Regions from separate parts of the Homo sapiens genome. Here region 1 is linked to region 2. A link is a contact called in ENCODE Hi-C or POLR2A ChIA-PET data. All regions are on one chromosome and are shown on one strand. The core of a region is the stretch at or near the end of the contact, and the rest is flanking DNA. Distances in the headings are between cores, read along the strand shown.

Region 1 (5,801 bases), core at 1,462-3,961, 1.5 Mb before region 2:
ACTTGAAATTGTTACCCTTCGATAAAACATTGTACTCAACTTTAACCACACTTAACAATTTCTACTTGCATGTTTAAAAAATACCCACTTTGAGAATGGAGACACTGAAAGTGGGTATCCACTAATCATTTGATTTACATATGGAAACCACTGAAATTTCTTCCCTTCCTTCCTTCCTTTTTTCCCTTCTTCCTTCTTTCATTTTTCTTCCAAAAATATTTATTAAGCATTCCATCTAAAGCACATTCACACTCATAGCTTCTCTCTCCTATCCCACAAGATGTAATAGTTCCTTATTAGCTTCTTCTTTCTGGGTGTAGTGCAGTCTTCAAACTAATCATGTAGTCCTTGCAGTGGTTTCATTGATGTGAGGAAGGCAGATGTTGATGTAAAGCAAGAATGCCAGTTTGTAGCCCTGAGAGAAGGACTTCACCCAAGTGGGTGAGGCTGTATTGGATTTGCCAACGCAAGTCTTCTCAAAATGTACTGTGCACACGAATCACCCAGGGATCTATTAACACACATTCTGATTGAGTAGTTTTGGGGTCCAACTTGGGATGCCACAAAGCTCCTGATTGATGCTACAAAAGCTGCTGATCCAGGGATCACACTTTGAGTAGCAAGTTCCTAAAGGACCAGGAAAGATGTTGGGGAAAGTATTTGGATTTCTTGTAGTTTACTTCTTTTGTTTTTTTGAGATGGAGTTTCGCTCTTGTTGCCCAGGCTGGAGTGCAATGGTGCAATCTCGGCTCACCGCAACCTCCGCATCCCGGGTTCAAGCGATTCTCTTGCTTCAGTCTCCCGAGTAGCTGGGATTACAGGCATGCGCCACCACGCCTGGCTAATTTTGTATTTTTAGTAGAGACGGGTTTCTCCATGTTGCTCAAGCTGGTCTCGAACTCCCGAGCTCGAGTGATCCGCCCGCCTCAGCCTCCCAAAGTGCTGGGATTACAGGCATGAGCCACCATGCCTGGTCTTAGTTTACACGTTTTTAACCCATGATTTATTCATTCATTTAAAATGAACACCACCCAGGGAATGATTTACACTGTGGCTTCTAATTATTTTAATAGAAGCCAGCCTCTACAATAGGTACGAAGGCTGAAAAAGAAAGATGGTATGGAAAAGTTCAGATGATTTCTAATAATCTGGTCATTCACTTAACAAATATTTGTAGAATATTTAGAATCCTGGCAGTGAGCTAGACCAGGGGTATTAAAAATGCAACCCTTGTTTCTATAAATAAATTTTTATTGGAACATTGCCATGTTCATTCATTTACATGTTGTCTAGCTGCTTTCACACAAAAACATGAGGGTTGACTAGTTGCATGACTAGGGTTGACTGGTTGGGTTGACTAGTTGACTAGACTGCATGGCTCATAAGGCTTAAAATTTTTGCCAACTGGCCCTTTGCAGAAACATGTGCCAAGCCTTGAACTAGGCGCTGGAGGTATATTCAGCAAACAAAGGGGACAGGGTCCCTGACATCAGGGGTTCATATTCGAAGGGGAAGCATGCAGCTAAAAAGTATTAGTAGATAAGTTTAAAAACAAGGTTAAAATTATTAAAACTACAACGTTAAAATTACAAAATTAAAGACAAAATTTGCCAACAAAATTGTAGGTCTGGGAGATCACTGAGGGAAATAAACAAGGTCCCGCGATAGAGTTTGCCTGAGTATGGATGGGGGGGTGTGTGCTACTTTTGCCTGAGTGTGTCTGGGGGCGGGGTGTGCTACTTTTAATCGGTGGATCCCAAAATTGTCTCTGAGGAGATACATCTGAGATGAGACAGGAAAGGTTAAAGGTGCCAGACAGGAAGAGAGCAAGGCTCTTTCTTCCAGGAGGAGGGGACAGCCCTGGCAAAGGCACGGGGGTGGGAATGAGCTTAGTGAGCTTAGTACATTTCAGGAAGAGAAACAAGGCCGTGGTTGCTGAGGGTGGAGAGGTAGGGTAGGGGGAGAATGATGGAAGTAAGATTGGAGCCGTGGGCGGGGACCTCCTCATGCAGGCTGTACGGGCTGTGCAAGGAATGCAGACATAATCCTATCTGAGCAGGGAAGCTACTCACAGATATTAAGTAAGAAGTCTTGGCCCCTGTTGATAACATTCGAAGATTTTATTTTGCTGCTGTGGTGGAGAATGGCTGTTGAAGGTCATTAGGAGCTAGTTAATACAGGTCATATTTCTTGGGAGAGCTGATGGAGATTGGCCTGGTGATTCCTGAAGAAGTGACAAGAAGTGGACAGGTTTGAGACACTAATTACAGTTCTAGACACCGAGTCCCTCCTCTGGGACCACACTCCTTTACAGACCTCATCTCTTTAGGATGGCAGCATCCCTTCAGGCTGGGACTGCTTCTGCCACACCTCCCAGACACATAAGCCAGGCCTCCAAGAAGCTGTGTCTTTTGCTGAACATTCCACAGGTTGTCAGAGACAGAGGCAGCATTCAGCTCAGGCCCCCTAGACCCCAAGTCCTGCATCGTCCCAGTGTCACAAGGCCTCCAGCAATGATGGAGGACGGAGGGGGGCTTCCCTGCCGCTTTCCAAAGACCAAGCCTCGAAGACTTTCAAGCTGGACACATTCCCCAGGGTTGCCTGACCGCCTTCCTGGGAGGGGAATGCTGGCAGCCGAGCCTGTCACCACCCACAGAACTATTGTGGTGCCTGTTACCCACAGGAAATGAGACACACCGCAGGCCGATCCCTGCATGATCTTTGTCTCACAGTGACGTCCTCGTTAGTCAGGTCCTTTTTTCCTCCTTCTCCATCATGCTACTTGAGTTCTAACTGAGAGCAACCCACTTGGTTTTCAAAAATCTGAAAAGAACTGGAAGGAAGCCCTTGGCATTCACAAAGTCCAACTGTTTGAAAACATTTTCCTTTCTTTTTGAGCAAAGGGACTTTTTTGTTTACAAAAGAAAATGTCACAAAACCTGGGTGTGTGTGTGTGTGTGTGCGGATATATGCATATACGCACACACAGACACATATGATAAAAGTGAAACTATTCTGATTGATGGAAGACTGGGTTTCTCCCTTCCCCTAAGCACCACTTCTTTGATGGCCCTTTCCCAGCCTTCCCCTTTCCCATTTTCATGAGCCCCTGAAGTGCTAGATTGTGTGCAGCGCAATCTGCAGGCAGGTTTAGCAGGTGAACAAATGGAGGCTTGAAAAGGGAAGACATCTGTCCACACTGGTGTGGGCTGAACCGAGGCTTGTGACAATCAGCGCAGTCACTGCAAGGAGCCTGAGACCGAGGGTTGGAAAGAGCGGGCAGTGAACAGAAGAGAGCCGGGGACAACAGGTGAGCTGAGGGCCAGATTCCAAGTCAAAGTGGCCAGGCCGTTACCGCATGACCTAGTCCTAGGTCATCTTGGAGCCTCAGTTTCTGCATCTGTAAAATAGGGTGAATAATAATCACTGTCCACCTCACTGGGCTGGAGAGAGAACAGGTAAGAGAATGGGTCTGGTTTGGCCTTGTGAACTGTGACGTGTAGTCCTGGTATATAAGGCAGGAAAGGGGTTGCATTTATGTCTCTGGCCTCCAAGGTGGAGTCCCAGTGAGGCCAGAAGGGCATGTGTATGTATGAGGCCAGTGAGTCAGGTGTGGTCTGTGGCTACCTGAAGGGCAGGTGCCCACCTAAAGGGGGTGCCCCTCCTCAGCACCAGCCACATGTTACCTTGGGGGACTGCAGACCCATTGTGGCAGGACCTGTCCATTTAGTCAAGAGAAAATAACAAAGGTGGAGAATTTTTAAGAGCAAATACCTAATTTTTAAATGCCAGCATCTAATTTTTTTTTAATAAATGAAGAAAATGCTTGTACAAGTTCATCTATTGCAAAGTTCAGGCCCGTGGCAGCCACTTGGCCATCTGAGTTTGCTGTTTAGTCCATCAAGCCCCAAGATCAAGCTCATGGAACCTAAAGGATGGAAACCTCGGGGAAGTAAGCTTTAATAGAGGTGAGTTGACTGGGCAGGGTGGAGCCTGGGTGAACCAGGATCCACGGCAAGGCACGCTGGGCAAACAGAGGCAGGATGGATGGCTGCCACCCGTGGCCAGCCTGAGACCAGGCTCTAGACACTTGCAAGAAGCTTGTTCCTGGACTTGAACCTAGCTCTCATCTAGTGGCTGAGTGAGCTTGGACCTGTCATCTTGCTGAGTTTCAGATACCAGATCAATGAAGTGAATGGTGCTGACGTCACAGGGTTAGCATGAAGATGAAGGGCAGTAGTGTACAATGCCCTTAGAGCAATGCTTGTGAGGTTTAACTAGTCAGGAAAGGCTATTTTGTGAGTATTATTTAGTTAGCCCCTGCCCTGGGTTGTAAAGGTGCAGAGATGAGTCGGGCACCGCTGTGCCATGGGGAGTTTGTGCTCTAATCACAGCAACAAGCGATTACAATGCACGGTAAATGGAGGGGTTGGGGAATGGCCTTTACCCAGCTCAGGGTTCAGAGATCGGGGACAGAAGCCGGCACCCCACTTACTGGCAGGAATTTGACTGAAGTGGCTTGGGCTCGCTGGGCTTCAGCAGCCTCCTCTGTAGCCTGAGAGCGACAGTGGCGTCAACCTCGTGGGCTGCAGTGAGGACCGGGTGGGATGGCAGTCTAAGACCTCACACAGATGAGGCAGCAGGCTCTCAGCGGTGAGGGACCGGCCAGAGGTCATGCAACCAGAAAGGGATGGAGCATCCCCAAACCCACAGCTGACTCCTGAGCCCAAGCTTTTGGTATTTCACGGTGTCCTGGTCATCTCTTGATGCCCCAAAACTATTAATAACACAATGTATTGTCTGCAGTAGGTCCTCAATATATGTTGTTGAATGAAGTAGTGAATTCAACTACCACCACTAAAAATAATCATAACTCTTTTATCACACTTACTGTGTGACAAAGATTGTTCAAAGTACATTGCATATACTAACACTTAATCTTCAAAACTACCCTGTGAATTCCCATTTTATCAACGGTAAAATTAAGGCTTAAGTAGAGGGTTAAGCAATTTGACCAAAGTCACCCAGCTAGGAAGTGGCAGGTCTGGCGTTCAAAGACCAGCAATCTGATTCCTTGGTAAATTACATGAAATTACACTACACTATGTAGTAAATACAATATACTATACTATGCTAGATTATACAGGGCACTACACAGTCTATGTACTATATACATATACTATATATGTGCCCTATATACATCATGTATACTAAACTACACTCTATTTATTATGCTATAATACACTCTATATACTATATTACATATTATACGATATCATGTATATTCTACTGCATTAAACCATATGACACTATGTACATATACTAGACCATACATACTTTGTGATAGTACATTATACTTCCCTTTCCTATACTATATACTATAGTGTTCTGTATATATCATACTATATTGTACATTATGCTTTGCTATACTTTATTTACTATACTATACAGTGGACTAAACTATACTGTGCTATAGTTACCATACTTGACTATACTATATATGTATACTATATATACTATAAAATATACACTACCCTATATTATACTATCCTATATTACCTTATACTACACTATACTATCTATATATACTATGCTACAATACGTTATTATACTACTCTATACTATACTCTCTCTATGTGTGTGTGTATATATATATATATACTGTATACAATATATAAATCTTATACTGTACTACCCTATACTGTCTTATAGTATAAAAGGAGGCCCACAATTGATCCATGCAGCAAGGTGGATGAATCGCACATCCACTATGCTACATGAAAGAAGTTAGTCTGAAGGGC
Region 2 (5,933 bases), core at 1,164-3,663:
TGTAAGAGCACATCACTGGCATCTAGTGAGGCCCTTCTTACTGTGTCATAACATGGTGGAGGGCATCACACAGCAAGAGGGCAAGAGTATGTCAACTCAGGTCTCTCTTCCTCTTCTTATAAAGCTACTAGTCCTCTCAATGGGGCCCCACCCTGATAACCTCATCTAATCCTGATTACCATCCAAAGGCCCTGCCTCCAAATACTATCAACATAAATTTGGGGATTAGGTTTCCAACGCATGAACTTCTGGGAGACAGATTCAAACCATAGCAGTGCTCATTACACCAACAACAACTCAATGAGATAAACATTATTTTTATTTATTTATTTATTTATTTATTTATTTATTTATTTATTTTGGAGACGAGGGTCTCGCTCTGTCGCCCAGGCTGGAGTGCAGTGGTGCAATCTCGGCTCACTGCAACCTCCACCACCCAGGTTCAAGTGATTCTCCTGTCTCAGCCTCCTGAGTAACGGGGATTACAGGCGCATACCATAACGCCCGGCTAGTTTTTTGTATTTTAGTAGAGACGGGGTTTCACCATGTTGCCCAGGCCGGTCTCGAACTGCTGAGCTCAGGCAATCTGCCCACCTCAGCCTCCCAAAGTGCTAGGATTACAGGCGTGAGCCACCGTGCCTGGCCAACATTATTATAATCTCCATTTTACATGAAAGAAAACCAAGGTTTAAAGAGGTTATGTAACTTGCCCAATGTCTCACAGCTGTTAAGTGGTAAAGCCAGGGTTTGAACAGGCAGTCTAGCACCAAAGCAATCCTCTAACTCAAGTGTCAACAACAAATGTTTTTTTAAATGGTCGCCAGATAGTATTTTCACCTTTGCAGGCCACACAGTCTCTGTTACAAATATTCAATTCTGCTGTTGTAGGGAAAAGCAGTCATAGATGATATCTAAATAAATGAGTGTGGATGTGTTCTAATAAAACTTTACTGACAAAAACAGGTGGCTGGCTGGATTTGGCCCACTGGCTGTGGTTTGCCTACTTGTGCTCTAACCACTAATGTAGACTGTTTCTAATAATGTCTATCAGGTGACTGAAATATGTCTGAGCACACAATAGGAGTGGAATAAATAATCATTAATATTATTGACTACCATTATGAAAATAAGAACAATTGCATGCCTTTGATTGCACTAAACAGTCAACTCAAGCTGTCTTTATTTTTTTTTTTTTTATAGCTACATTCATTTCTGAGCTGAAAGGCTTCTTCATGTAATTTCATCTTGCCGCCATCCAAGAGGGGGATGCTACAACACAATCCTCCTCTCCGATGGGATTTTAGTCAATCACATCTACAATACAGCTTGACCTCTGCTTTCAACTGGGGCAGGCGTGGACGCTGGGGATGGCTCCTGGGTCACAGCACAGCAAGCTGCTGCCATGCTCAAGGCAGTAATCAGCTCACGGATTTCAGCCCAACTCCTGGGGGCTGGAGATGCCAAAATGTGCCCCAAACTACCTGTCAGCAATTAGGAGCCCAGGAAACAGGGACTAGGCTTGCCTGATGGGAAGACATTTAAAGCATCAGAAAGGCTGACAATCCTCACGTAAGGGTGGGCCTGGTGTGGGGGTGGCAAAAGGGCGACTCATAAACCACCAAATGACAGAGTCCAAATTGCTCCATAATGATGATGCGATGCATCCCTTGACACCAGGGATGAAGTCGGACCACATGTAACAGAAGCCAACAGAAATTGAGAAAAGCTCGGTGTCAGATGAAAAGCAGTGATCAGTCTCGACAGGATCTGTTCTACTCCATTTTACCCGGTGCACGTTCTGGAAGCAAACACCCGCCAGCAGTGTATTCTTTTTCCCCCAAAGTTCAACGGGTGAGATGTGAACACAGGCAGTAAAAAGCCCTGAATGTCTGTGGCTTGTAGGGGTCGTAATTCTTTCTCACAAAGTTACCTTTCCTGTTTCTATGAATTACTCTTACATTCTTGTAAGAGATATGGTTTGAGGTATTTATGGTGCATTCAATTCAGCTATCATTGATTTATTGAACGAAACCAGCTCGGGGATATGATGGAAAGGCCCCAATTCCAAAAACTCTTACATCTCCGCACGAAGAGCATTTTCTGCCCTGTTGGCCTCCTGCAGATGACCAGCCGAGATAAACAGAGGGCACCCACTCTCTGTTGCAATGTGCATGGTGATGTGAAGGAATCAATCAGACAAAAGCAGATTATTACAGTGTCTGCGAGAGATCAAACAGTGCTGGCATTCGCACCCACACACGCCTGATTTACAGGCGAGCTGATAAAGTGCTGCAGCTCACTGTCAGGAGAACATGACAACTCCTTGAGCTTGTGGATAAATTATTGCTGAAGCCCATGATAACATTTCTCCACCTAGCAACCAAACATAACAGGATGTGGCTTTTAGTACGAGGAGCCAAATGATACAAAGACAAGACGCCCAGGAGCTCTCAGAGCTCTGAAGGCACATTCTAAGATGCAATTGTGAAATCGCAGCCTCGTGAAAACACATGTGAAATCTATTTTGTAATTAATAACCATGCAGAGGATACCCAGACCTTTCCTATCCATGCAGATGCAAAGAAGAATGTGCCCTCTTTTATGATGAATATTGCTGGAGCCAAAAGTTATCTCCCTCTGAGCTCTGTGCCTGGGACTGTGCTGCTTTATGTGAATCCAAGTGGGGCCCCAAAGTGTGGAACCTGTCCTGTATACCTGCTGATAAGTGCAGTCAACTTGGAGTCAGCTGGGCCCATAGAATAAAACAACATTGAATCCCACAGTGAGAAAAATTGCCCCCTTTCTGGTTCTTTATTGACTTTCCCAATAACATCAAGGAGGGCTGCAGTGTGGCACTAGTATGTCTCAAACACCCTCTAAAAGTGAAAAATGTATTTTTTAAACAAAGAAAGGGAGACTGTGTCTAGCTAGAATTTGTAAAAACCAACATTGTTTAGCTTTCACAATTTTCATTCAAGTCACCATCTTTTCCATGTGACATTGTTTTCCAACTAATGGAGGTGATATCCAGTGTCTGTTTAAAACAAATTTACTTGAGACATGAACCGTATGAGGGCAGGAACTTTTGCCCTATTTGTAAACTGCTAGACCCTCGAAACCTCAACAGTTTCTAGAAAATAGACTGTCAATAAATATTTATCTAATGAAATTTATTAAACGAAAATATCAAGTAAGTGATAGTAGAAATGGTGCCAACGTAGCAGGATTTGTGATGAGCGCACAAGATGAGATAGAAACATAGCAAAATACGTGAAAGTGGTACTCAAACAATTAGTGTTGACGAATGGGACAAATGCTCCTTTGATGTTCTTTGTAAGCCTATGAGGCAGGAACTATTATTTACTTTTCAGGTAAGGAAAATGATACTCAAAGATATTAGGTAACTCATTCAGAACCACAAGCCTCTATGTGGCCGAATATGAATTCAGCCTGAGCACCTAGTCTTAGAGGTAAGCTCTGAGGTGCTCCATTCAACTTCTTCCCTCTCACCTAAAGAACTACATTGTGAAGTATCTGCTATTGCCCCCTCTTCACATGAAAGAAAACTGACTTTAATGAACCTGCCCAACATCATGCGGTGATCACGGGCTGGGATTCAAACCCAGGACTGCTTGGCTGACGGCTTCCACTAGGCTATTCTGTCCTCAAAGAAACTTGCCCCAAATGATCATACAAGCAGCTAGAAATTAGATTTTAACTGGTATCTAATTAAAACTCTGGGTCACACCTACCTTGAGTGCTCTAAATGTGTTCCAGAGAACAGAAACATCATTTGATCAATAAAACAGAAAATTAGCTCAGCACCTAAATGCATTTGAGACACTGCTTATAATTGCCAAGAACAGTGGCCAAAGGTAAAAGCAACTTCAGTCATGCTTGTTTTACAAACACACAAATAGCCACTGGTACAAAAGGGAAAACTTAGTCCTTTCCTTACCTTTTATCTGCAGGTACCAAGATAAGCAGCTATTATTGGTAATGAGGAAGGAACCATGCTACAGCTCCTTGGGAGGGGAAAAACGAGCAAAGGAACTAAGAATCCCATTAAAGTATAATCTTCAATTTTAAAAAAGCATGACTCTCCTACAAATATACAATGAATACATGTCAAAAATTTTATTTAATTCATTAATTAATGAAGAAACAAACATAATGGTAAGGTTGGTTAAAAGGAGAAATTGAGGAATGAGGATTTATATCGTAAGTTGGCCAAAAGGATGCAGAAATAAATGTGCTAACAGAGTCAAAACTGGGTAATGTTGTATAGGGTCACTAAACTATCACCAAGAGGAGTTATTTTTCTCCAAGACAGAAAACATAGTTAACATACAACTTAAAGTATCTGGTTCTAACCAAATAGCAAATTGCAGCTAAACACAGGTGCATTCTTCTATATAATCAATCTTGGGTGAATTTTTTCAACACTCACACTGAAAGGACATGGACTCATTCTCAGCTTTATTTGCAAGTTTTGGATAATTTTTTAAATCATTTCATCAAGTTTTCACTATTATTTCTGCTGTCTTTGTGTGTATAGGAATGTAGTGCCCCACTAAAATTCTGATTCAATAGATTTGCAATGGGGCCTCAGAAAGTGTATTTTAAGAAGCTCCCAATGTGATTCTATTGCTGATAGTCTATAATCATATTAAGAAATAACCAGTTAAGGCCAGGCGCAGTGGCTCATGCCTGTAATCCCAGCACTTTGGGAGGCCGAGGAGGGTGGATGACGAGGTCAAGAGATTGAGACCATCCTAGCCAACACAGTGAAACCCCATCTCTACTAAAAATACAAAAAAATTGGCCAGGCATGGTGACATGTGCCTGTAGTCCCAGCTACTCAGGAGGCTGAGGCAGGAGAATTGCTTGAACCCAGGAGGCAGAGGTTGCAGTAAGCTGAGATCGTGCCACTGCACTCCAGCCTGGGAGACAGAGCAAGATTCCATCTCAAAAAAAAAAAAAGAAAAAAGAAAGAAAGGAAGAACCAGTTAAAGTGATTTAAATTATAACTTTTGGCAAGTGACTCAATGAAAGATGCTTTCATTTGCAAGAAATGAAAACTTAGACAAACTGGTTTCAAGAAGGAAAAAACTTTAACATCATAAAGATAAGAGGTAATGGGGGCTCTGGGGTAGTAGATTCAGTAGCTTAGGGATGTCTATATTAGCGAGGTAGACTCCGCCCTCCCTCTACATCTTCCTGGAGCTATTGGCAAGATGGCTGTAGCAACTGCATGTGTCACTTCCTGGCCCAATATATAGGGAAAGAAGGGAGACTTCCTCTTACTGTGCAGTCTCTCTTCGCAACACTTTCCCAGAAAACCCCAATCCCAGTAGATCTCCCTCCACAACTCATTAGCCAGGATTTACCAAGTGGTCATTCCCCCAAGCCAGTCACTGGCAAGGGGAATCTGAATGGGAATTCTTGACACCAATCAGGGTGTACTGAAAAACTGGAGTGGGGTTGGCTTCCCTTGAGGCAACTGAGCTAATGTGGAAGGCATGGACATCTGAACAAAATTAGCATTGTTTTAGAAGGGAAGTAGAGGTGGGTGTGGGGAGGAAATTAGTCCAGTAACTGACAGAGTCCAGAATTAGTGTATTTTTAAAAAAAAAAAGTTACAAGCATGATCTTAAAATTAGGTTGCATCTCAGATGTGTGGACAACAGCAAAGACATGGAATCAACCTAAATGCCCATCAGTGGTAGACTGGATAAAGACAACGTAGTACATATACATCATGGAATACTACATAGCCATAAAAAGAACAAGATCATGTCCTTTGCAACAACATAGATGGTGCTGGAGGCCATCATCCTAAGCGAACTAATGCAGGAACAGAAAACCAAATCCTGCATGTTCACACTTACAAGTCAGAGCTAAACACTGAGTACACGTGTACACACAGAAGG

Evidence for each region. A loop is a pair of places that touch in the nucleus more often than their neighbours do. ChIA-PET counts read pairs that join two places held with the same protein, here RNA polymerase II (POLR2A). Pooled maps may share reads with other maps.
Region 1: a loop to region 2 is called in a pooled map, with 6 times the contacts of the local background. The contact joins two enhancer-like sites. A Hi-C loop is called at or near these places in 7 of 50 pooled maps. POLR2A ChIA-PET finds 5 or more read pairs at or near these places in 2 of 52 experiments (CD4-positive, alpha-beta T cell and endothelial cell of umbilical vein).

Annotation. Positions count from the first base shown.
Region 1 is chr20:53,946,366-53,952,166 of GRCh38, reverse strand. All of the region lies in intron 12 of BCAS1 (brain enriched myelin associated protein 1), which reads left to right. Among named protein-coding and RNA genes, the nearest start is that of BCAS1-AS1, 34 kb to the right of the region's middle. RefSeq lists an enhancer at 2,971-3,070. Within about 2 kb of position 2,711, at least 15 of the 41 ENCODE cell types and tissues checked have a DNase peak (open chromatin) inside an H3K27ac peak, as active enhancers do; they include CD4-positive, alpha-beta T cell, where a contact is called at or near this core.
Region 2 is chr20:52,406,796-52,412,728 of GRCh38, reverse strand. The region is part of intron 4 of LOC105372666 (a long non-coding RNA gene); the gene reads right to left. Among named protein-coding and RNA genes, the nearest start is that of LINC01524, 210 kb to the left of the region's middle. Within about 2 kb of position 2,413, at least 5 of the 41 ENCODE cell types and tissues checked have a DNase peak (open chromatin) inside an H3K27ac peak, as active enhancers do; they include CD4-positive, alpha-beta T cell, where a contact is called at or near this core.